Regions from separate parts of the Homo sapiens genome. Here regions 2 and 3 are each linked to region 1. A link is an interaction called in ENCODE POLR2A ChIA-PET data of the cell type or tissue named here. Cell type or tissue: PC-9. All regions are shown on one strand. Region 1 overlaps MYO1E (myosin IE). Region 2 overlaps MYO1E (myosin IE). Region 3 overlaps MYO1E (myosin IE).

Region 1 (8,000 bases):
TTCTGTGTAGACATTCTTAGTCCACCCAGCCCCTGATCGGGACCCACAGGATGTGGCCTAGAATGCTTAGCTTGGGGTGGAAAGTGGAGGGCGTAAGAGCTGATGGAAATACAATCCAGCATTTGCTGTGCCTCGTGAAGACACTGGGGACAAGCTGGAGGCTCTGGCATTCCCCCTAAGCACCGTATTGATGAGAAGAACGACTCTGGGAGGAAAGATGTCAAAGGGAAATGCAGAGCACAAGAATTCAGCAAACCCTTTCTGCCCTGACTTCCAGTGAAGCCTGCATCACTGTTCCTCCCACAGCTAGGATTTAGGGAAGTGGCCTGGGCAGGAAGAAATGGCGGCATTGAGGAGGAGCCTGTTAAGGTGGTGGCTAGAGGGTATGAATTTTGTGGCCCGCTGGGAGACCCAGACACACATTGTTCAGAGGCCTGATCCCACTGTCCATAGAAGCATGGGAAGGAGGGAGAGACTTAAACTACAGAGAGGACCCTAGCCATCGTCACCTAGTATCAGTCCCAGGATGGGAGCCTACCAGAATTGCTACCTCTTGTCTTCTCTCTTGGAGAAAAGAAGGTAGGCTCTTTTAGGTGTCGAGTGAAGAACTCCAGGTTTAGCTTCCACAGGAAGACAAGGACTAAAATTCCTAGCTGCCGATTATCTCCTGCGAGGGACAGGTGTGTCCATTTTCCTTCCTGCCAGTAAGATCCTAAACCATGGCAGATAGATGATGCCTGATCCTTTACAGGAGGAAACAGATCCATAGTAAGAAAAACACGTAGGTCAAACATTTACTGTCTGAAAGTTCGTTCTATTTAATATTGAATACTTCGGCATGCAGTCTAAGTCTGTTCTCTCCTCTGAAGAAGCCAGGCTGCTTGGATGTAAGAGCTGCCATCTTTTCAGGCCACTATGTTCTGAATAATCTCATCCATAGATGCATATTCTTAAGGATTTTTTTTTTTTTTGGAGACAAGAGTCTCGCTCTGTCACCCAGGCTGGAGTGCAGCGGCATGATCTTGGTTCACTGCAACCTCTGCCTCCCGGTTTCCAGTGATTCTCCTGCCTCAGCCTCCTGAGTAGTTGAGATTACAGGTGCCCACCATCATGCCTGGCTACTTCTATATTTTTAGTAGAGATGGGGTTTCACCATCTTGACCAGGCTGGTTTTGAACTCCTGACTTCGTGATCCAACTGCCTCGGCCTCCCAAAGTGCTGGGATTACAGGTGTGAGCCACCACCCCTGACCGCTTAAGGCATCTTTTCTATTGAATCTCTGAAATTTTTCAATTTAATGTAGTCAGATTCCTTCTACAATATTGTCCGTTAATGATATTCAGGCCCGGATGAGGAGCTCATACTTGCTAAGGTGACCAGCTCTTCTTTGGTCAATTCTTACTTTAGGAGGCTGTACAGTCCTTCTCTAGGTCACTTTTATCCTAATCCCAGGTTTTCAATCTGCGATAAGAATCATTCTCATTACTTTGCCACTGGACACCTTTTCTGTTAGTTCGAGGTGACCGTCGTGTTTCTCTTGAATCTTCTCTTCTACAGGTTAATCCCTCTCAGTTCCGTCAACAGTTTCTCTAGGACATGAAATATAAGCATTCCCCATCTTAGCCCTTCTCTTGGAGGTACTTAATTTGGCCTCTGCTTTTCTGAAATGTATAGTTCCGCTTCTCCTTTCAGACTAAGAGGGTAGCAGCATTGTCATCTCTTCTCCTCTAAAGATGTAAAATGCTTACACCCAGGAGTTTGAGGCTGCAGAGAGCCATGATTGAGCCACTGCACTCCAGCCCAGCTGTTAGAGTGAGACCCCAAGTCAATCAATCAATCAATCATACAGAAAACATCTTGTTTTGCTCTCTTACATTGGTTCCCATACTTGAGCCTGCCTCAGGATCCCCAGGAGGCCTTGTTAAAGCTGAGATTGCTGGGCTCCATCCCGAGTTTCTGATGCAGTGGGTCTCAGGTGGGGCCCATGAATGTGCATCTTAAAAATCTTGCAGGTGGTGCTGGTGATGATGGCCCAGGCACTGCACTTTGAGAATCACTGATCTAGAGCAAAGAACTAGACTGTGTCCCGGTGCTGACCTATCACTAAGTTGTTAGAGCGAGACTCTTCATCTCCTTAGCCCTCAGTTCCTTCCTCTTAAGAGGGTCCATCTAGAATAGGATCTCCTTCAGTCTGACAGAATGAAGGCTTCCAGACAGTGGCTGTCAGTCTGCCTCTGTCTCTGTCACTTTTACACTCACCTCTCACACATACCCACACTTGTACACCCACCCACACATACATCCACATGTACACACACACAACAGAACAGTGATATTAAATCAATATCCCAATATGATTACTCCAACCAAATCTTTAGTCAACCTTAGAAATAAACCATGAGAGTCTTGGAAGCAGAGGTATTGCCAAAGGGGGCCTTAGCCCACCTTCCCCCATTTCAAACTCTATCCACCTGCTCTTCCCAGCAAATACTCTTAAATGAAAACATCTCACTTGCCCTACAAATGCATTTTGACAGTCTTGGAAAAAGACTCCCTCTGCAAGACGGAGTTGGCATAGCCTAGGGAACAACTGGGCATTGTCTGATCAATGCCCCCTAGCACACCCTCCTCTACCCCACGTAGATAGTTCTACTGAAAGCCCCTCTAAAATAGAAATTTTGCAATAGCTGCTTGGAAGTTCACCAACCCTGATGCTACTTCCTTGTAAAAATCCAACATAATTCATTGGAATATCAGAAAATGGAGAAATTAAATGAGTGGTACATTTTATTCAGTAAATCCTCATAGGATGAGGATGGTATTTTCTCTTTTCTTTTTTTTTTTTTTAAATGATTCCCCTTTGAATTGCAGCAAAGAATTTTATGACATGCATTCAAATAAACTGGTTTTAAGAAGTTCAAGGTATTAGTTGGTCGAGCGTTGATTTATAATTCCAGTAAGACCGCTTTCTGGGATTCCACCCTTAATCCTGGTTTGGGTTTATTGTGTAACAAATGGTTTCACTCCATCCATGAGTCAGGAGTGTTAGGGTCCGTGAAAGGGCAGTGTGCTTCACTGGCTGGGATTACACACCCAGTTGAAGCTCCTGGTAAAGAGGGTTACTCATTCCACAAGTTTATGAGGTGTAGGGTTTTTCTTTTCCTGTTGCAAATGCGTTTTTGTTTGGCTTCTGGCAAGGTTGCTTGCCCTGCATTCTGAATTGCTGCCTTGCAGAGTTCTCTAGCCCTGATCAATTTGAGTAAACGGCCAGGGACAGTCTTGGAAAAAGACTCCCTCTGCAAGATGGAGTTGGCATAGCCTAGGGAACAACTGGGCATTGTCTGATCAACGACTACTGAGGAGGTGACAGTGCTCCAGGAATATGCAAAAATCAACTTGTGTCGCTTTGATGACCCCCAAATTTTAAACATTACAGGACTTGCTAGACTCATTTCTACCAGAAAATTTCCTGATGGTGGAAGTTATAATGAATGAAACAATGTTTTAACATGAGGAATATTCCTTCCTATGTGATTCATGGGAGAGGAACGTTTCTGCTTGAATTAATGGGTGATGCATTCCCTGCCTCGAAAGCTTGGCGTGAAGCCAGTGTTTATGAAAAGTACTTTAAAATGAGCAGAACCTTTAAATGCATTTTTCATGCATTTTTCTCACTAGAGAAAAGGCCAGTGGCGAGTTTTAGATTTGGAGGGTGAGAGAAAGGAAAATTAATTATTTTTCAATTTAATTACCTTTTTAATTGACATGACATTTCTTTCTCTCTCTCTCTCTCTCTCTCTCTCTCTCTCTCTCTGTCTCTGTCTGTCTGACTTATATGGGCAAAGGTGGATATTTAGTACAGACGGGGTTTCACTGTGTTGGCCAGGCTGGTCTCGAACTCCTGACCTCATGATTTGCCCGCCTCGGCCTCCCAAAGTGCTGGGATTACAAGCGTGAGCCACTATGCCCGGCTTAACTCTTTGCACACAGAGGCTTTCTGAAAGTTAATAATCTTAGAGGAATCAACATTTCTGGCTCTTGGCTCTGTAAGACCCATCAAACTGGAGACTCTTAAACACCACTCCCATTGTGACATCCTTCCCATCAGCCAAGGTTGCACCCCCACTTCGAGCTTCATCTGTCCCCCTCCTCCTGTCCCACAGCACCCTGCCACTGGCCTTTCCTATTCTTGTACCTTTGCTTTCACAGCCCTCTGCCTTGTCCTGTATACCTCATGGATTCAACTCGCCCCTCCAGGCCCAGGCACATCACAGTGCTCCTGAGAATCCCTGTGCTGTGAAAAATCCACTTCCTTCTCTATTCTCCTATCCTGGTTTACATATTGTAGCTGGGAATGGATGACGATAATAACAGCTTTACATGCTCGTGCTACGAACTAAGTGCTTTCCATAGAAAGTACTCGTCTAGAAATAAAGAATTTATGCCACCATTCCTGTTTTTACAGAAGAGGAAACTGAGAGGCACAGAGAAGTTGCATCGTGGCAGGGCCAGTGGCGCAGCAGGAATGCAGCACCAGAACCTGGCTCCTAACCACTGTGCTGCCTGTGTGGGCTCCAGCAGGAATCATAGCATTGTCCTTTTTTGGTGACCCTAGCATGTTGCAATAGGCACTGTGTGTGACTGGCCCACAGTAGACATCCGCAAGTATGAGACTTAATTGGAAATGGTGGTTTTTGTGAGAGCCTTACTGGGAAGACAGCTGTTGGGAACCTGCGTGACATCGGAATGAGGATGCTTCTGATTGTCTTTTCAGCTCAGCAGCTCCTGAAAGGCCCATTTTGCTGAGCGCATTAGCCCCGTTATCAGCACAGATATCCCCAAATGTACCAAACAGGGAGTGTGAGGAGTTACCTCCCTACTGCAGCACAATCCTGACATTCCATCTTCGAAAGAGAGAGACCTTACTTTTTATGTCTAATTTGCCTCAAATACCATGTTTCCAAGTGTCTGGTTCAGCCAGCTCGCGCAGCACGCAGCCCAGGCCCAATTTATCTTCCCAGAGTGGATGATCTGAAGCAAGTTTTCAGGATCTGTCGGCATCCAGAGCACTGTGTTTTCCAGCAAGTGGTGGGTTTTCACAAGGCACATGTCCGTGCTCCACCTTAGACCCAGCAGGTGTACTAAAATAGCCTCCCCAAGGTGCAGGCCTACTAAATCAGCATCCCCAAGGTGTGGGGCATGGGGCATCTTCTGGTATGAAAATCCTCATGTGTGAGAATATTAACCTAATAGTTCTTTACATCCATTTTTTCAAAAGACATTGCTAGATTTTTACTGTTAAGAAACCAGGATGGGCCAGGCGTGGTGGATCACCTGAGGCCAGGAGTTCGAGACCAGCCTGGCCAACATGGCGAAACCCCGTCTCTACGAAAAAAGACAAAAAATTACCCAGGCATGGTGGCACATGCCTGTAATTCCAGCTATTCGAGATGCTGAGGCAGGAGAATCTCTTGAACCCACAAGGCGGAGTTTGCAGAGAGCCGAGATTTTGCCACTGCACTCCAGCCTAGATGACAAAGCAAGACTCTGTCTCAAGAAAGAAAGAAAAGAAAGAAAGTTTGCCACTGCACTCCAGCCTGGATGACAAAGTGAGACTCTGACTCAAGAAAGAAAGAAAGAAAAGAAAAAGAAAGGAAAGAAAGTTTGCCACTCCACTCCAGCCTGGATGACAAAGCGAGACTCTGTCTCGAAAGAAAGAAAGGAAAGGGAAAGGGAAAGAAAGAAAGAAAAGGGAAGGGAAAGTGAAGGGAAAGGAAAGGAAGAAACACGCCGAGTACAGTGGCTCATGCCTATAATCCCAGAACTTTGGGAGGCTAAAGCAGGCAGATAATTGAGTTCAGGAGTTTGAGACCAGCCTGGGCAAAGTGGCGAAACCCTGTCTCTCCAAAAAATACAAAAATTAGCCAGGTGTGGTGGTGCATGCTTGTAGTCCCAACTGCGCAGGAGCCTGAAATAGGAGGATCACCTGAGCCTGGGGAGGTCAAGGCTGCAGTGAGCTATCACATCACTACAATGTAGCCTGGATGACAAAGTGAGACCCTGTATCAAAAAAAAATTCTTGTAAGAAAGAAGAAATCAACTAAAACTATAATTTAGATATATTTTAGACCATTTTTAATGTACACACTTGAAATTAATAGTTTTAAATGCCCTTTTGTAACTTGTATTAGAAAAGCCTAGAAGTGTAGTTCCATTAAGTCATAATCAATATTAAAATTTAAGTTCAATAACAAAACCAGCATTAGCATCATTTAATTCAAAAGTTAAAAGTTCTTTCCTTTAGCCTTCTGATTAACCAATATTTTTGTTCATACTCTAGGTGATAGATGGGTCTTTGTGTTACTGTTATTCTTTGAAATAGATATGTAATGCCCTGTTATTTAATTGCTGTATTTTTATTTATTTATTTATTTATATTTATTTTATTTCTGAGACGGAGTCTCACTCTGTCATGCAGGCTGGAGTGCAGTGGTGCAATCTCAGCTCACTGCAGCCTCTGCCTCCCTGGTTCAAGCGATTTTCCTGCCTCAGCCTCCCGAGTAGCTGGGACTACAGGTGCGTGCCACCATGCCTGGCTAATTTTTTTATTTTTAATAGAGACAGGGTTTCACCATGTTGGCCAGGCTGGTCTTGAACTCCTGACCTCAGGTGATCTACCCGCCTCACCCTCCCAAAGTGCTGGAATTACAGGTGTGAGCCACTGCGCCCAGCCTAATTGCTGTATTTCAATATTTAAAAATTAGCATTATGTCATCTGAGAGGTCAGCTCAGTGTTTGAACACTATAAATTGTAGTCTTCTGAATATGTTTCCCTACAGCTTGGAACTGGGGGCTTGGGGGTTGGCTGGTAAGAACACGAGTGAAAGGATTATCCAGTAATGTCCAGGCCCCATTTTCTCCTTTGCACAGGGTAAAGCATCAAGTCGAATATTTGGGTCTGAAAGAGAACATTCGAGTGAGAAGAGCTGGCTATGCCTATCGGCGCATCTTCCAAAAATTCCTACAGAGGTAATGAACTAGTGACTCTGGCCTTTTTTAAAACAGGTTTATTGAGCTATAATTCAAATCTATACAATTCACCCACTTCAAGCGTACGAGTCAATGGCTTTTAACGTATTCACAGAGTTGTGCAACTATCACCACCGTTAATTTTAGGACATTTTCTTACCCTGAAAAGAAATCACGCTTCCCTTTGTTGTCAACCTCCAATTCTCCCCTTGCCTCTGGGCCCAGTCAGTCACTTATCTACCTTCTGTCTATAGATTTGCCTATGCTTTTCATAGCAATGGAATCATATATGTGTCCTCTGTGACTGACTTCTTTCACTGAACATAAGATTCATCCATGTTGTTGCATTTCCATGCTTCCTTCCTGTTAATTGCAGAATAATATTCCATTGTGTGGATATACCACAGTTTACTTATGCATTCATCAGTTGATAAACGTCAGTTGTTTCCACTTCTTGGCTATTATGAATAATGCTGCTATGAAAATCTGTGTACAAGTTTTTATGTGGTCATATTTCATTTCTTTCGGGTATATGCTTCAAAGTGCAATTGCTTGGTCATATGGTAACTCTGCATTTAACCTTTGAGAGGAACTGCCTGATTGTTTTCTGAAGTGGCTGCACCACTTCACATTTTGTACCACCAGCAGTATTTGAGGCTTCCAATTTATCTAAATCCTTGCCAACATAAGTTATTTTCTAACCATCCTAGTGAGTGTGGAGTGGTATTTCATGATGGTTTTGATTTGCATTTCCCAGATGGCAAATTATATTGAGGATTTTTTCATGTGCCTGTTAGCCATTTGTATTTCCTCTTTGGAGAAATGTCTGTGAGGCCCTTTGCCATTTTTTAATTGGGTGTTTTGTCTTTTTATCATTGCATTGTAATAATAATTCTTTTACTGTTATTTATTGTAGAATAAATCAGTAGCCATAAGTATTCATTAGGCTGTCTGTTTAGTGTAACACATAA
Region 2 (8,000 bases), 86 kb before region 1:
GAAAAGTCATGGGGAAAGTCAGACATCATAGTAATCCCAGGGCAGACATATCGCATGGAGGGTGGGACACCTTTCTGCTTCAAATGGTGTTAATATTGAAAGAACCTGTAGGCTGAAAGAGATACAAACTTGAACATGTCTTTACAAAGCGAAGAGGAAATTACGTAAAGACCTTGCTTTGCGAGCTGTGGTCTGGTGATGGGTGGCTTCTCTTGGGCAGCTTGTCATCCAGGACCCTTGTCCTCATCCTCTAGTGGGTTGGAGGTGAGGATGGGGGAGGGGGTGGCAGCTACAAAAATTTCTGCAACAAAGCCTCTAAAACTGGGTGATCATCAGCCTCACCAGTAAAGCCACTACACAGTTCCTGACGTGAGATTAGTATTTGGTACAATGCTTCCAGAGTAATCAAAATTTTTATAATATTTTTTCATCTGTGATGATATTAAACAGTGATATTTGAAGAGTACCTGGCCCTTAGTAAATGTCATGCGCCAGAATATATCACACCTAAGATGCTACTGGTTATAAAAGGAGCATCATTATTTTATTTACAGTATTGAAAAATAAAAAAAAACTGCCAGTTAAGCTATAACACATCATTGATTATAAGACATCCTTTTTTTTTTTTTTTTGAGATGGACTTTCGCTCTTGTTGCCCAGGCTGGAGTGCAATGGCGCGATCTCAGCTCACTGCAACCTCTGCCTCCCAGGTTTAAGCAATTCTCCTGACTCAGCCTCTGGAGTAGCTGGGATTACAGGAGTGCACCACCACGAGGCTAATTTTGTATTTTTAGCAGGGACGGGGTTTCACAATGTTGACCAGGCTGGTCTTGAACTCCTGACCTCAAGTGATCTGCCCACCTTGGCTTCCCAAAGTGCTGGGATTACAGGCATGAGCTGCTGCGTCCAGTTGATTATAAGACATCCTAATTTCAAAATGTGAAAATGTGAAAAAGAATGCATCTTAGAGTTGATGGAATACATTAACTGTTCATTTACAACATCTTATCTTTGAACTGTTCATTGATATAGAAAATGATCCTTTTGAGATTGACATTTCAGGCAGAGAAAGTAAAAGAAAGCTGTCGTGTCTCTTCTTTCTGGGAGCCTATTGTTAAAAAAAGTTTGCTATATCTGCAAGCTGGAATAAACAAAAAGAATTGGAGACTGAGTTGACATGAAATAATAAAAAATATGGAAAACAGTGTCAGACATTTATATATTTCATTCTGCTTAGCAAGACTTTCACATCCATTATCTTATTTGATCTAACTTTTTTCACAATGAAAACAGCTCTGTGTGTGTATATTTTATATATACATACTCAGAAAAATAAAACAGTGCAGAAAGTACACTGAGATAAACAACCACAACATTTTAACAACTGTATTTTTGTACAGAGATAGTGCATATAAATACTATCATACGTTCAATCAAAACAAAATTGGGGCTCCTTACCATCCCTTGTTATTTTCAACAAACCTTTTTTTCCCTCCCCCTTCTAACCCACTCAGCCAATGTTGCTGGCTTGGTGTGCACCTTCCATGCACTGGATCATGTCATCATGTAAAACCAGCTCTACCCCTAAAAGGATTGGGGGTGGTTTGATGGTCAGTCTTATTTGATCTTCCCAGTGGCCCAGGGGGGAGTGTAGTGTTATGAACCCCTTTTTGCTGAGGAGGGGACAGGCTCCAAGAGGTTGACTGATTTGTGTGACACCCTATGGCTAAGTGGCACAGGGTCTTGGCTGGGAGGGCTAGTCTTTGAGAGTTGTCCTTGGCTTTTTTGAGATCAAGTTGGTCACAGATGCAACCTAGCAGCCTGAGACAGTCCCAGTTTATGTGCCTTCCTCCAGCTTTATCATTAACAACACTCTCTTCTGCATCAAAAGTGTCCCGGGCTGAATGATACATTATATGTTTGCTCTAGTGGTGGAACACTTCTCCACCGGGGGCCAGCTCTTCTAGGAAGGTTGATTCCAGGCACCACTGACTAAGAGATCACTGGACCCACAGTAGACCTGGAGCCTGTGTCTACACTTGGACTTAACGATGATATTGGAAGTGAGCTTTGGTATCGCAGAAAGAGCAGAGAAAAGGAAGTCAGAAATCCCTGTGTCAGGTCTCAGGGATGAAAGGAGACCACGTGTATGTGAAAATGCTACACAAATAATGAATCTGTGGTATGGTCACATATATTTAAATGGATGAAACTTTATGAATAAGCACATACTCCATATTCATTGAGTATTCCCTTCCCCGAGCCTCACGTGCCACCCCCTCAGTGCACTTTTCCACCCACTCCAAGCAGAGGCAACATGGTACATTATGACCCCAAGCTTCAGTTTCTCCATTTGTAAAATAGTGCAGAAATTATAATACTTGTGTCTTGCAAGTGTTGTGAGAATTAAATGAGATAATTATGTAAAAAGCATTGGCACGTATTTCTGGTTTCAGTAAATGTTCCAATTATCTAGGAGTGTAAGGGGTTGAGAGTGGGTTGTTGGCTACTGACTACCCTGTCCCCCATGCACTGTTTCAGGAACACTTTTTCCTCATATTGTACTCTGTGCACTGAAGTCCAGCACACACATACTTGCTTCAGAGACACATCTTCCCATCACCAAAATATTAGGGGTTTAAATTTCATAAAGTTGAAATAAAGTGCAAGCCCAATGCTGGTTTGTAGACCAGTTTGCAAGCCCAGTGCCTTGTATGTAGCAGACAGACAAATATTTTTGGTTGATTTTTCATCATTTGCAGTGGAAGTAAATGTTTCAGTCCAGTAAAATGGCAGAAATGTAAAAGGTGGAATTCCAGAATGTCTTAAAATTAAAATAGGTAGTCCCTTTCCTGTTATTACTCACGGAGACAGAAAAATCCCATTACAAAACAAGCTCAGTTTGACTGCAGGCCAGAGTGTTACCCATTGTCCATTGTTCACCGTAAGAATATGGTTTATCTGCTTCTCAGGGTGATCTACTTATAACACTGGGGGCATTCTAGTCCCAGGTTTTCTGAAATCAAATCTGCTGTCCTGTTGTGCTCATGGGCCAACTAAATGGCTCAGACATGATACTATCTTACTGTCCACACAGCGTCTTCCAATCACCTTTCAAACCTGGACTTAGCATAGAATCCAGTCTTAGGACAGTCCTGGCTTTTGACTTTGAGAGCCTGGTCAGTGCCCAACAGCAACCCAGAAAATGCTCAATTATATTGATGTTTCTATTTATTTTAAGATTTTACTAACACATGCATATGATTAAAAAATGTAAACTGTACAGAAAGGTCTAAAATGGAAAATAAAGGTTACATTTCTCCTAAAACTCCAGGTCTTCTCCCCAAAAGTACCAACAAAACAATTATAGCAAACATGCCGTTTTAAAAAAATTACACAAATTCAGTAATTCCATATGTATTCCACATATTGACTACTCTTTCAATGAAACAGTATCTTCAAGCTCTTTCCATATCAGGACATGCAAGTTCCTTTAATGACTGCAAAGTACTCCTTTGCAGAGCATTCTGTATTCTAATCAGTCCCTTAATGATGCTTCTGTTTCCCTATTACAAACTTTGCTACAGTGAACAACCTTGCACATGTATCTTTTGCAGGTGTATCTTGAGGTAGTTTCCTAAAAAATACAGTTGCTGGCTCAAAGAGGATGAGGCTTTGATGTTTTTTTTTTTTTTTTTTTTTTTTTGTGGGGGGATGGAGTCTTGCTCTGTTGCCAGGCTGGAGTGCAGTGGCCCGATCTCAGCTCACTGCAACCTCCGCCTCCTGGGTTCAAGCAATTCTCCTGCCTCAGCCTCCCGAGTAGCCGGGACTACAAGCTCATGCCACCATGCCCAGCTAAATTTTGTATTTTTAGTAGAAACAGGGTTTCACTATGTTGGCTGGGATGGTCTTGATCTCTTGAGCTTGTGATCCGCCCACCTTGGCCTCCCAAAGTTCTGGAATTACAGGTATGAGCCACCGCGCCTGGCCCAGACTTTGATTTTTATTTAGTTAACTATGTTTATATATTGGTCTGTGTGTCTAAAATTTCAATACCGATTTCTAAATTGCTACCTAAAAATACTGTGCAGTTTACTCTTTGTAGAAGTTTGTAAGAGTATTGATGGTCACCTCCTCCCCACTGCCCTGTACGGGGTGGGGGACCTTGTTGTATTTACACAACACACTTAATTGTCTCCCTTTTCTGGGCATTTGAAGGCATTTGAAGATAGTGGTTACCAAGTATATGGGTAACTCCTCCTTTCTCCCAGATGCATCAAAGAACAGTGCTCCCTGGGACACTAATGAAGTGTTTGCAGAACCGCTGCCGCGTGGGGCCAGGCCTACCCTGGGGCTGTCTCCTGGGCAATGAAGGTGGACTTTCAGGAGAGAATAATCCTTCCTGTGTATGCTGACTCACCTTTGCTCTTCCTGGTCCCCACCCTGGTAAACAGACACCAGTCAGTGAGGTTCCACCTTTGAAAAAATCAGTCAGGGAATCACCCATCTGAGGTTCCCAGCCTCAAGGCCGAGTTCTTCCTGTGTGTGAGGGACTCTGGTGTTTGGGTTCCACCTCTTAAATGTTAGCAACAAACCAGGCTATTATGTGGATAGGGGCGTACCCTACTTTCCAGAACTTGCACATGAATCAACTGCTTTTTAATAAACTACGTCATCCTTAGAAACGGAATGTGGATCTGAGAGTGTCTGCACTCAATCTCTATCTAATGGAAATTTCTCCGTCATAATTTGTAGGAAGTGTCAGGGATAAGAGTAACTTTTCATTATTGTTATTATTACGTTCATGTCGTAGCTGGCACGCCCGCCACTGCCCTCCTCCCTTTGTACAGTGTGCTGCGCTCACCAGGAGCTGCTGTAAAATGCAATACCTTGCTGAGTATCCACCTGTTTAAAATGGTACCATTTTTAGTGGGGGGAGCAAAAGGGAATTACTCAAAAATGAAGCTCGCCTGAGAGTCATGAAGTAGTAGCCCAATAAACAATGCCTTTGCCCTCTGAAGAGAATGGCTGCCCTCACACTGATGAGGAACCATCTCTGCTGCCCCTCTCCCAGCACACATGGCAGCCAAACCTGCCCCTGCCTCTCAGCAGGGGTAGAGGAAGAAATGAGGGGCAAAACGGGTGCGAAGGGTTAGTTGCCCCAGAGCCCTATTGCATATTCTCACAATTCTAGGGCGGTAGTTTGTGTCTTAGAACAACTTTCAGCCTCTGCTCCCTAGAGCGTAGGATAGTGCGTGGTAACAATGCCCCACCACACCGCCCATGTAACTCCTGGCATTCAGCGGCTGTGTGCAGAGGCTGTGTGCCTCTGGACAAGTCACACTAGTAGCAAATTCTGTTGTCCCCTACCCAGCAACAGAAAATGGTTTTTGTTTCACTGTGGGGAACTTTTCAGCTTCCCTGGCTGGGCTGAGGGTCTGCACATCCATGTTTGGTTTCCAGCTTTGCTGATAACCATATCACCCTCTGCTAAAGCTTCCCAGCTTTCATTGATCCACCTTGTCCTTGACGATCTGGGCAGGTCAGGTTCTCCCAAAGGCTCTGAGTTGCTCCCACCTCCAGGTTCTTTACTCTCTCCCTTTGCCTCATCTGGGTGGGTTTTTAGGGGAGTGGGGAGAATAAATGCATAGTGAGGAGTGGTCACTAAAGACAGAAGTTACCATTAGAAAACCTTGGGCAGTTTACAGTTTTTTCAGCAGTAAAATAGAGATAGTAATACATAGTATGGGGGGATGGTTGTGAAGGTTGAATGAGTTCACATATGTAACTATAATTGCCTGGCAGAGGGAGGGAGAGACAGGGAAGGGAGACAGGGAGGGAGGGCGGAAGAGAGAGAGGGAGAGGGAGAGAGAGATACAGAAACTGATATGTGACCTATTGGATATAAAAAACGTATCAAATCAAAAATAACTTTGGTGTTTTAGTCTCTAATGCTAAGAGGAGGTGGTCATGAATAAAAATTGTATGTCTTTTTAATGATACATTTGGTTTTGGAGACAGTCTGTCATTCCATTGTCATGTTAAACTTAACGGGTAGAAATATCCAATAAGTCAGTCATTCATGTATGAGACTGTGAAGAAACCACGTTTGGATGCGTCCATAGTCATCGAATCTTCGGTTCACATCTTGGCTTTTGCTACTTACTAGTCGGGAGATCTCAGTTTCCTCCTATATGGCATGGGAATGTTAACCCCTCTCTCCTAGGATTGCTTGCAGTAGTAAGTAGAACACCCTCCACAAATCAAATAACTAATTCCTTTGCATATTGTAACCACTGTCACCTTGTTATATAGACAGCAGACTGGAAAATGAGTCCTCTTTGAGCATTAGAGACTGGGGCTAGGAATCTTCAGTATCGAGTGATACTTGGAACTATGAGAATCAATGAACTCTACCGTGAGTGCTTTTCTGCTAGGAAATAACTACCATGAGAAAAAGGAGGAAACAGCCTCTGAGGTGGGGCAGTCAGGAATGTGTCTCTGTGCAGTGAGACAGAGAAAGACCAATGGGTTTGATACTGAGACAAACTTGGGTTACGCTAGGAAGGCAGTTTCTTCGGATCAATACAAACATACGCACCATGACACAGAGCTTCTCTGTTTCTTGTCCTTTATAGAAGTTGAATAAGTACTTATTAACAGCCCTTGTGTTTTATTCAACTCTGCTTCCATTTTTAGATGTCTATGGGGGTTAAAAACCAACCAACCAATCTGCAGGTTGGTTACTCTGGGACCCTAGTTTTCTGTGCAGAGTAACCGTGGGTGCCCAGAAAGCTGGAAAAGGTGGGGAGGTGAGGAGAGGAGGAATCACTGGGAATTATCTGGCTGGAAGTAGACCATGGGCATTCAATGGAAATCTAGTGAGTCATGCTGTGGCCAGTGCTTTTTTCTCTTTCTGCTTTGCCACAAGAGGAAGAAGGAGTGGTGAGGTCTGAGGTAATTTTGTAGAATTGATGCTGTATGTGGTTCTGAGAATGCCAGATATAGAGAGTTTCCTTCTGCAAGACAGCATGGGTGGCAGGCCTTCCAGAATCCCTTTCCAGAGCAGGAGCCCATGACACTGTACACTTTTCCTGTGGTAGCTCCTTCTTGGCTGATTTTAAAAGATGGCTTTTCCCAGAGCTTCTTAGAACTTGCTCTTAGCAAAGGATCTGTGTTTCCCATCGAAAAAAAAGTAAACCATTTAATAAATTTTTAAAATAAAATTTGGAATGGCTTCCATCTTGTTTCTTGTCATCTTCTCCTCTCAAAAAGCCTCCTTTTCCCTTTTTTCATCCTAGTTTTGATGTCTGAGCAGTTGGCCTTTCTAGATACCCTTATTTAGAATTTTTCTCTTCTTCATTCGAAGTCCCCCGAGCAGTGAGCAGGGAGGGGGCAGGGGCGAGTCTCACCCAGTGCAGTGCCCACTGCACTTACCCACTGGCGACACTCCCAGTAGAATGCAAGCATTTGAAGGTAAGGGAGGATCTTCCAATATTGTCATGTAATATTTGCCATTACTTCATATTTATTAGCTTTTTTGCTGATAAGTGTAGATTATAATGAATGTCCTTCCTCCTCTGGTCTCCTCCGGCATAGATTATAATGAATGTCCTTCCTCCTCTGGTCTCCTCCGGCAAATTCTAAATATCTTAGACCTACTTCAAATGGCTCCTTTTCTGGGAAGTCATTTCTTCTGCCTCTCCCAGGACAAAGTGGCCTAACCTCCACTCCTGGAACACCCATTTTGTGTGTGTTTATGTTGACTGTTATTGACGCATGAATCACTTTATTCCATCATTATCTAGGTGTCCTTCAAGGGACTTTGAACTGCCCAAGTGCTCAGCTCCCCAAGTGCTCATGAGTCACTTTGTTCCATCATTATCTAGGTGTCTTCATAGGACTTTAAGCTCCCCAAGTGTGCCATAAGAACTTGTCACGTAGCTGAACACATGGGGGACCCCACTACAGAAATGCCAAATGAAAGGAAGCCCTGCAGC
Region 3 (8,000 bases), 99 kb before region 1:
TTTGTTTTGTTTGAGACAGGGTCTTGCTCTGTTGCCCAGGCTGGAATGCAGTGGTACAATCATGGCTCACTGCAGCTTTGACTTCTCAGGCTCAAGCATTTCTCCACCTCAGCTTCCCAAGTAGCAGGGACCACAGGCATGCGCCACCATGCCTGGCTAACTTTTGCATTTTTAGTAGAGACAGGGTTTCACCATGTTTCCCAGGCTAGTCTCAAACTCCTAGGCTCAAGTGATCCACCCACTTCAACCTCTCAAAGTGCTGGGATTACAGGCGTGAGCCACCACAGCTGGCCCATATATCAGGGTTTTTTGTTTTGTTTTGTTTTTGCTACATCAGATGAAAAAACTTTTGAGGGCTTCATTTACCTTTTCTGAATTCACTGTGATGCCTAAAACAACACTGTACATATGTTAGGGGCTTAATATTTTAGATTCAGCTGAATTTCATTAGCTTTATACATATTTTTTAATTTCACAAAAATTATTTATTTTATTTTGTTTTTTTTTTTAGAGGGAGTCTCACTCTGTCACCCAGGCTGGAGTGCAGTGGTGTGATCTTGGCTCACTGCAACCTCCACCTCCCAGGTTCAAGCGATTCTCCTGCCTTGGTCTCCCAAGTAGCTGGGATTACAGGTGCCTGCCACCACGCCTGGCTAATTTTTGTATTTTTAGTAGAGATGGGGTTTCACCATGTTGGCCAGGCTGGTCTCAAACTCCTGACCTCAAGTTAATAATCATGCCAGCATTATGGACTGTTGGGACAATTGAATGAGTTAGTATAAGTAAAGTGCTTAGAATGTTGCTTGGCAGATAGGGAACCCTCAATAAACTTAACTGGGAGGGGGTTTCATTCTAAGCCAGTGTGCCTTCCATCTGGTAGATGGGGGTGATTGTCCGTTGCCCTTCTTTTCCTAGCAGAATAAAAAGGGTGCCTTGCTGAATTCTAAACTGTTTTCTCCCACTCAGTGCAGACTTATTCCTTACCTGTGGTGTTTGGACCAATGGTACCCCCATGCCTCCCTGTGCAACTCCAGAAAAGTGGCTTCCCCAGCCCAGCACACAGGACAGCTTAAACAGTTTATGAGCCGAGGCCTCCCCTTTGTCTACAAACTCCCATTTGCCTGCCACCTCAAATCCTATGGGATAGATCCCCCTGAGACTTTATACAACAAGGTCACCTCTCAAGCTCTGGCTTGTAGAAATTTAGTCCCTTCTTTGGCAATGTGGATGCCTGAAGTAGTAGATAGTGGGCTATGTTCAGATAAGAAAGACCCCCTAAATGGGTAGACCCACGCTCATTTCGCGGTCTTGTTTGTAGCTGTAGTACTGTCGCAGTTCAGTTGAGATTTTCATCACACTGGTCAGGAAATTCATAGTGAAGGTTACTACAGCAACCTTAACTCTGCTCTGGAAAGCATAGCCCTTACAATGGGGCCTTTCAGAGGCTGGCCCTGAAGCTGGGCAGTGATTCAGTCTATTCAGAACACAATGGGGCAAACCAGAATAGAAAGGAACTGCACATTGTTTTAGGCCTCCCATTGCCATCTGTAGCATTTCGTATTGTTGTCCATCCTTGCGGCCAACATGAGTTTTAGTTTCTCTAGTAACGCACTTTAAATTTCAGAACTCATATGCCTGCCAGTCGTAGTACATTTCATGGGAGTTGAAATAGTAATAATAATTCTGTAGTGGTGTACAAACTCACAGCCAGAAGATGCTGTAGAAACACATGTAGGAAAAGGTGGATTAAGGCTTTTCATTTGGAGACAAGGGAAACACCCATTGGGTGTGTTTGAAACAAAACTGATGAATTTGCCTTGAAATCCTGTAAAACTATCATAGATTTTTTTCTTTAAAAAGAATGTAATCTTTAAATGACCAGTAAAATAAAATCACCCCTTGCCTTTATCCACAGCCACTCAAAACAAATCCACTCACCAAACAAAATTTACTTAACAATAGGATCTGAACGGTTTACTTACATTTTTAAATCTAGAGAGTGTTGGGTAGATTTTAAAAAGCTGAATTTAGCTATTTAGCATGTGAACTATAGTTATACTAAGCAAAAGAGCTGTGGTTTCCTTAGAATGAGAGTTGGAAGGAAACTTTTTAAAATTTTTTTTTCCTTTAGAGCATTTATGGTATTTGATTTATTCATACTGCTTGCCCTGTGATCAAACAACTTTTCTTTGTTGTCTATTTAGATCCCTAGGGTTGTTTTATTTCCTTCCCTTCTTTAATGTTTCCCTCATGTTTAATTTAAATCATTTGCTTTTTATCTTCCTCGGCATCTCAAGCTATTTCTCTTTTTGTTAATCTTTGTTTTCTCTCTCTCTCTCTCTTTTTTTTTTTTTTTTTTTTTTTTTTTTTTAGTATTTTTAGTAGAGACGGGATTTCACCATGTTGGCCAGGCTAATCTCAAACTCCTGATCTCAGGTGATCCGCACGCCTTGACCTCCCAAAGTGCTGGGATTACAGGTGTGAGCCACCACGCCTGGCCACCTTTGTTCTCTTTTTGCTGCACTAAATTTAAAAAATAAATAAAAAATAATTGAAATGTGCTTTTGTTTGTTTGTTTTAGTGCAAAGCTAGCAGCTACTTCTGTATCTTAAACACACCAGCCTCCAACAAACACCAACAAACAATCGGTGAAACCTTTTCCTTTTAACTCCGGTGAACTTGAATTGACATGTAGTCACACCCAGGTATCTTTGGGTGTTGGTTATTTGATTAGGAGGTAATACTGTGTTTTTGGTCCAACTCCAAGGAAAGGAAGGGGTCACAGACCAGCAAAGAATATCAGGAGTACTGGTGCTGCTTTTCTTCATATTTTGGGTCGCTGGGCTCAGGTAGAAAGAGACTTTTGTGCACTTGGGAACAGAGTATCGTACAAATCCTTTCAGCATTTTTGCAACCAGAAACCATGCAAATGTTTTTGCAGATATGCTTGTGGTCTTGCTGGCAGTTTGTGAGCACAACGCTCTGTTTGAGGTGGTGATGTTGACTTCTGTTTTCTATTCACTGTCCTGCCCCAAATCGAGCATGCCGTCTTGTACTTTAATTGTGTGAGCACACTCTTTTCTACCTAATGCGGAGAGTGGGTATCAGTTGGTCTCCATTCCTTGCATAAAATGATTTTTACTATTACTGCTTTGAGATAATTTGTGTGTTTATCTCAGCACCTTTGACTCTCATTCCTGTCAGTACAGCAAGGGAACCCAGCATTTACTACCAGCTCTGACTTTGCAGGGTTGAGAGTGGCATGCTGTTTGACTTTGGAAACTATGTTAAAAATTCCTCCAGTGGATCCCTAGCTGGGACTGTTTTGGCAATTGATGTCTATCTTGCCTACTTTTTCTGAGGATTTCTGCAAGGTTATTTTAAACATATTCAAGTTGTCTGATTGTGCTGAGGCACCGTTGTCACAAAAGAAAGTCACAGTCTATTACCTCTGCAAAATTTTTGAATGAGAAGCCCGCTGTTACTGAACACCAGGCATGGGGAGTCTGACTTTGAAGCTGGCTACGAGGCATGCTTTCAAGGAGACAAGGCAGAGGCCCAAAGATGTCGCAGGGTGGCTCCAAAGCTCTGATCTCAGCTTTGCTGAGGCATCTCCTGTGCCCGTGATCTTTCTAAGAGTCAGTCATTCAAGGTACCCAAAATGTCCCTCTGTTTAGAAAGGGTAGCTCTGTTCCGTAGCCAAGGTAACACTTCATCCAGTTTACCACTGTGGGATCTAAAGGCAGCTTCAAGGGTTGCATATGAAACCTGGCTCTCAGAGGACATCTCCCGTGAGATATTTTCACCGAGTGGGGAATCCATTTCTTCTGTCTTCTACCGTAGCCTTAATAGAAGCTGCCAGGTTTCTAAAGCCACCAAACCAGTACAAATCTGGATTCCATGGACACACACACTCTGTCACCAAGTTTTTCATCTGTTAAATGGGGATCACAGTACCTCCCTGTTTCTAGAATTCTTTTGAAACCAAATGAAACAATGTACGCAAAGCACCTAACGTAGCATTGGGAACATGGTTGGTGCTCAAGAAAAGTGATGCCCGTTCCCCGATCCCCAAACATTGTGGGGCACACTTCTTGATGTGGGTTGCCCTTTTGATGCCATATTATATTTCACAGATACAATGAGAAGTAAGTATTCTTGGAGAAGGAAATGCAAAAATTTCCTTGGATTTTCTAGGGAGTTGTGAGTTTTAAACTGGTGTGACCCAACCATGTCCATAATCACATCAGACATGGTCAGTTTGTGTTTTGCTTTCAGTTTTAGTGATTCTGGCAGGAGAGAGTTACTGGCAGAAGGAACACCTTGAAATGCTACAGCCAGAGATCTCTAACTAGATGACAGCTTTCTAATTTCTGCTGGCATTGCCCCTCATCTTCTGGAGATTGCCTTTTTCCTTTCTGTCTGTCTTGTTTCTAGATTTCAAGCCAATGCCTTAACTCTTACTTTCTTCCCATAAGCAGACACCTGTGTCTTGGGTGGATGACAAGGGGTTCTGGGAAAGAGATCTCCAAAGTGGGGTCTATGCACTTTTATGTGCAAGGAAACTCACTGGAAAGAAAATATTAAAACCTAATTTGTATTTATCTTTACATTAAAAACTAAGATGAAATTGAGCTGCTCCCATATATAATATTTGGATGGACCCCAGTCTCCTCATGCAGTTTGATTGCCAGAGGGTCAGGGCTCACAAATGGTATTACTTATTATTTGAGAAATTCAAATTATATAAATGCCTGGATTCAGCTGATTATTTTATGGTAAGCATCCAAAATAGTGCCTTATTTTTCTTCCCAGAAACAAAAAACTTTTGGTACAGATTTGCTCAGGAGGGACTGGAAGCAGAGAGCTGCACAGTGCTGGGCTGGGAGTCAGAGGACCCGAGTTCTAGTCCTGGTTCCAGTCCAGGATGGCCCCGTGGACACATCCTTTCACCTCTCTGGCCCTCAGGTCCCTCATCTGTAAAGTAAAAGTTTTGCACTGCTTAATCGATAGGCCAGGCCCCTTCCAGCTACAATATTTTAGGGTTCTGAATGTAAATATGTAAGTATTCTGCCCCTTCCTTATCCCTGCCACTTTGTTGTTTGTTTAAACACCTTAATTTTTTGCCTACAAGGCATCAGTCTGTTGCTCAAATGGTCTTTGTCACTGGCTTCCATTTTGGTTAGCCTGCTGAACTCCCTATGTATCTTCTCTGCAGCTACTGTCTGTCGTCTTCTTTTCTGTGGCGGATCCCTATTCTCAGAATCCCATATTCAAATTGACTCACATTTATAGTGTCCAGTTATACATCACTTGAGCATCATGAAACTTTAAAAGTTCTATATTTTTTATTTGAATCCTGTCCCTCCTATTATCTTATTAGCCAGATGAGATGACAGTACCCAGTCTCTTTCTTGAAATATCATACATCCAATCAGAGCTATATTAGTGGCTAGTAGTATCCCAGTTCACTTATTAATAACCAATGCAAAACTTTACTCATCTGGTACTGTGAGCTTGGGTAATATGAAATCTCTGTGCGTTATCTCTTTTAATGTACTCAAAAGCACTGAACGGGGCTGGGTATGACAGCTCACACCTGTAATCCCAACACTTTGGGAGGCCAAGGCAGGAAGATCGCTTGAACCCAGGAGTTCGAGACCATCCTGGGCAACATAGTGAGACCCCCATCCCTACAAAAACTAAAGAAATTAGCCAGACATGGTGGCACACACCTGTAGTCCCAGCTACTCGGTAGGCCGAGGCAGAAGAATCACTTGAGCCCAGGAGGCCCAGGCTGCAGTGAGCTGTGATCACACCACTGCACTCTAGCCTGGGTGACAGAGTGAGACCCTGTCTCAAAAAAGAAAAGAAAAGAAAGATTAATTTAAAAAAAGTAATAGAATTATTTGCCCAATATTTGGTGAGTCGGTGAGTGACAGTGGTAGTAGTAGTGGGGTTTGAGTTAAGGAATAATTGTTTGCAAAGTGAGAACTGTAAGGAGTGCCTCTGTGCACCACGCAGTTCAAAACCCATCAGGAACATGGCAGGCTCGCTGAGCGCCTTCGCTGCACATTGTTGATTGTCATGTATTTGTATGACTATCATCTACTTTAAAAGTTTTCATTTGACAATAACTTATAATCATTCATTCACGCATTTTCTGATCCACTCCTTCTAGTTGAGGGTTGCAGGTGGCCAGAGTCTATCCCGGCAGCTCAGGGAGCATGGCAGGAACCAGGCCTGGACAGGAGGCCATCCTATCTTAGGGTGCTCACACAATCCCCCACATTCACTCAGACTGAGACCATGTCAACACCCCAATGTACTCAATGTGCATGTCTTTGGCATGTGGGAGGAAACCCTCACAGACATGGGAAAAACATGCAGACTCCTCACTGGCTGGACCAGGAATCCATTTTTCTTCCTCATTATCTTTATCACAAAATGGCGTCATCCGAGGACCTGCTCTATTGGCTTGCTGTTGAACCTTTAATAAAGATCTAAGCTGATCAAAGGAAGGCAGAATCTACCTATTTGTGGCCACCCTAGAAGCATACAACAGTGAGGGTCCTGGTAAGATCAGTGAAGCCGTGCTGATCTTCCAAATTGGTTTTTATTGCAAATTCATTCTAGAGCTTGCTGATTGAACTTGGGGCTGGGGAGGTGGCAGCAACTGCAGGTAGCCCTCAGAAAGTCTGTCGGGAAGGACACATCAATAGAAGATAAGGCTCCCGTCTCTGCATGCTGCAGTGCTTGCCTTCTGCAAACTGGGCTTGCGATTTGGGTGTGGGTTCCGAGAGACAAGCCCCTAGCAGGCCCATTAGAAGACAGTGCCTCCCTTCATGTCTATCCTAGGGCTTTTAGTTGAATTATCAAGCTTGTTCTTAATTTTCCCCACCCCTTCTAAGTTCCCCAAGCCCACTCCTAAAGTCCAAGGTATGGATCAGAAGAAACAGCAAGATAGCCCTGCATCCTCTGTCAGGTGGTGGAAGGGAGTGAGAGGATGAACTTGTTTGTGATCACACATTGAGCGGCCCTGAGCCTGCAGGACCCTTGGCGACACTGATCTGCCATGTGGATTAGTGGCTGCTCTTGTGGCTTCTCCCTGAGATGTGCCCACGGGACTCTCATCTCTGCCACCCATCAACCAGCTGTGGTCTGAGATCTCTGTTTGTAAACATGTGTCATTGATACCCTAAAGGCCCCTAGACCAATGCCCTTATGGTTACATTTTGCCCCAAGAGGGACATGGTGCCACTGTGCCATAGATCAGAGCAGATCAGGCAAGCCAAGGGTCCAGAAGTAACCATGCCAGAAACAGGCATTCCTCACTTCTGCATTTGGTTCAGCGTTGGCTAGTGGTTGTTCAGGGAATGCTCCTTGCCCCTGAGCTTGGCTTGTTTCCCTGGACTCCGTATCCCTATAGCAAACCCACAACAAAGGCTGTGCCCACATCAAGACACCCCTGATCACATCCAGACCCTTCCCCCGCTTAGCACGTCCAGACACAGTACCCCTAAGTGAGAGATGACACACCAACACCTTACCTGTGTCACCGCTCCTTAAAATCCAACTCTTTATACTCTTGTGGAGTTTCCACGTTGGCTTTTAAAAGACAGAGATGAGAAAATAATTTCATCAACCTTATAAAACTTTTAAAAATTGAGTTCTTATTCAGATATGCCCCAAACATTTTTCAGAAAAATAGGGCAATCTGAGAAAACCATAACATGTGAGTAGTTGGTTAACTCATGTCAGCATACCTCCAGCATTTTGCATGACTTATAAATAATGCGTATTTTGCAAGCAGTATAGGAGAGATTCTTCCAAGGATAGGAAGTCCTGACTTTTTGGCAGGTTGATATCAACTCTGCCACAGCCTGCTGATAACTCTTTGCATACTGTTCTTTTTCTCAGAATAGCATTTAAATTAGAGTTTCTTTGTTCCATGGTACAGGGTGATAGTTCATATTATGTCACAAGAAATTGTTCAGTTA

Evidence for each region. Peaks named below come from ENCODE experiments on the same cell type or tissue, not always from the same donor. Only the 100,000 strongest peaks of a DNase experiment are listed, where the experiment ranks them.
Region 2: POLR2A ChIA-PET joins it to region 1 with 23 read pairs; 3 of 35 experiments call an interaction of 5 or more read pairs at or near these places.
Region 3: POLR2A ChIA-PET joins it to region 1 with 12 read pairs; 2 of 35 experiments call an interaction of 5 or more read pairs at or near these places.

The regions. Positions count from the first base shown.
Region 1 is chr15:59,187,147-59,195,146 of GRCh38, reverse strand. It overlaps MYO1E (myosin IE), which reads left to right. Exons shown (of 28, transcript NM_004998.4): 18 at 6,931-7,029. Among named protein-coding and RNA genes, the nearest start is that of LDHAL6B, 16 kb to the left of the region's middle. In PC-9, no CTCF peak of the experiment used is centred here; DNase peaks (open chromatin) are centred at 3,046 and 3,566; H3K4me3 peaks cover 1,118 bases; H3K27ac peaks cover 3,561 bases.
Region 2 is chr15:59,273,255-59,281,254 of GRCh38, reverse strand. The region is part of intron 1 of MYO1E (myosin IE); the gene reads left to right. Among named protein-coding and RNA genes, the nearest start is that of LDHAL6B, 70 kb to the right of the region's middle. In PC-9, no CTCF peak of the experiment used is centred here; DNase peaks (open chromatin) are centred at 4,494, 6,538 and 6,914; H3K4me3 peaks cover 510 bases; H3K27ac peaks cover 7,874 bases.
Region 3 is chr15:59,286,054-59,294,053 of GRCh38, reverse strand. The region is part of intron 1 of MYO1E (myosin IE); the gene reads left to right. Among named protein-coding and RNA genes, the nearest start is that of MYO1E, 83 kb to the left of the region's middle. In PC-9, no CTCF peak of the experiment used is centred here; no DNase peak of the experiment used is centred here; H3K27ac peaks cover 6,953 bases.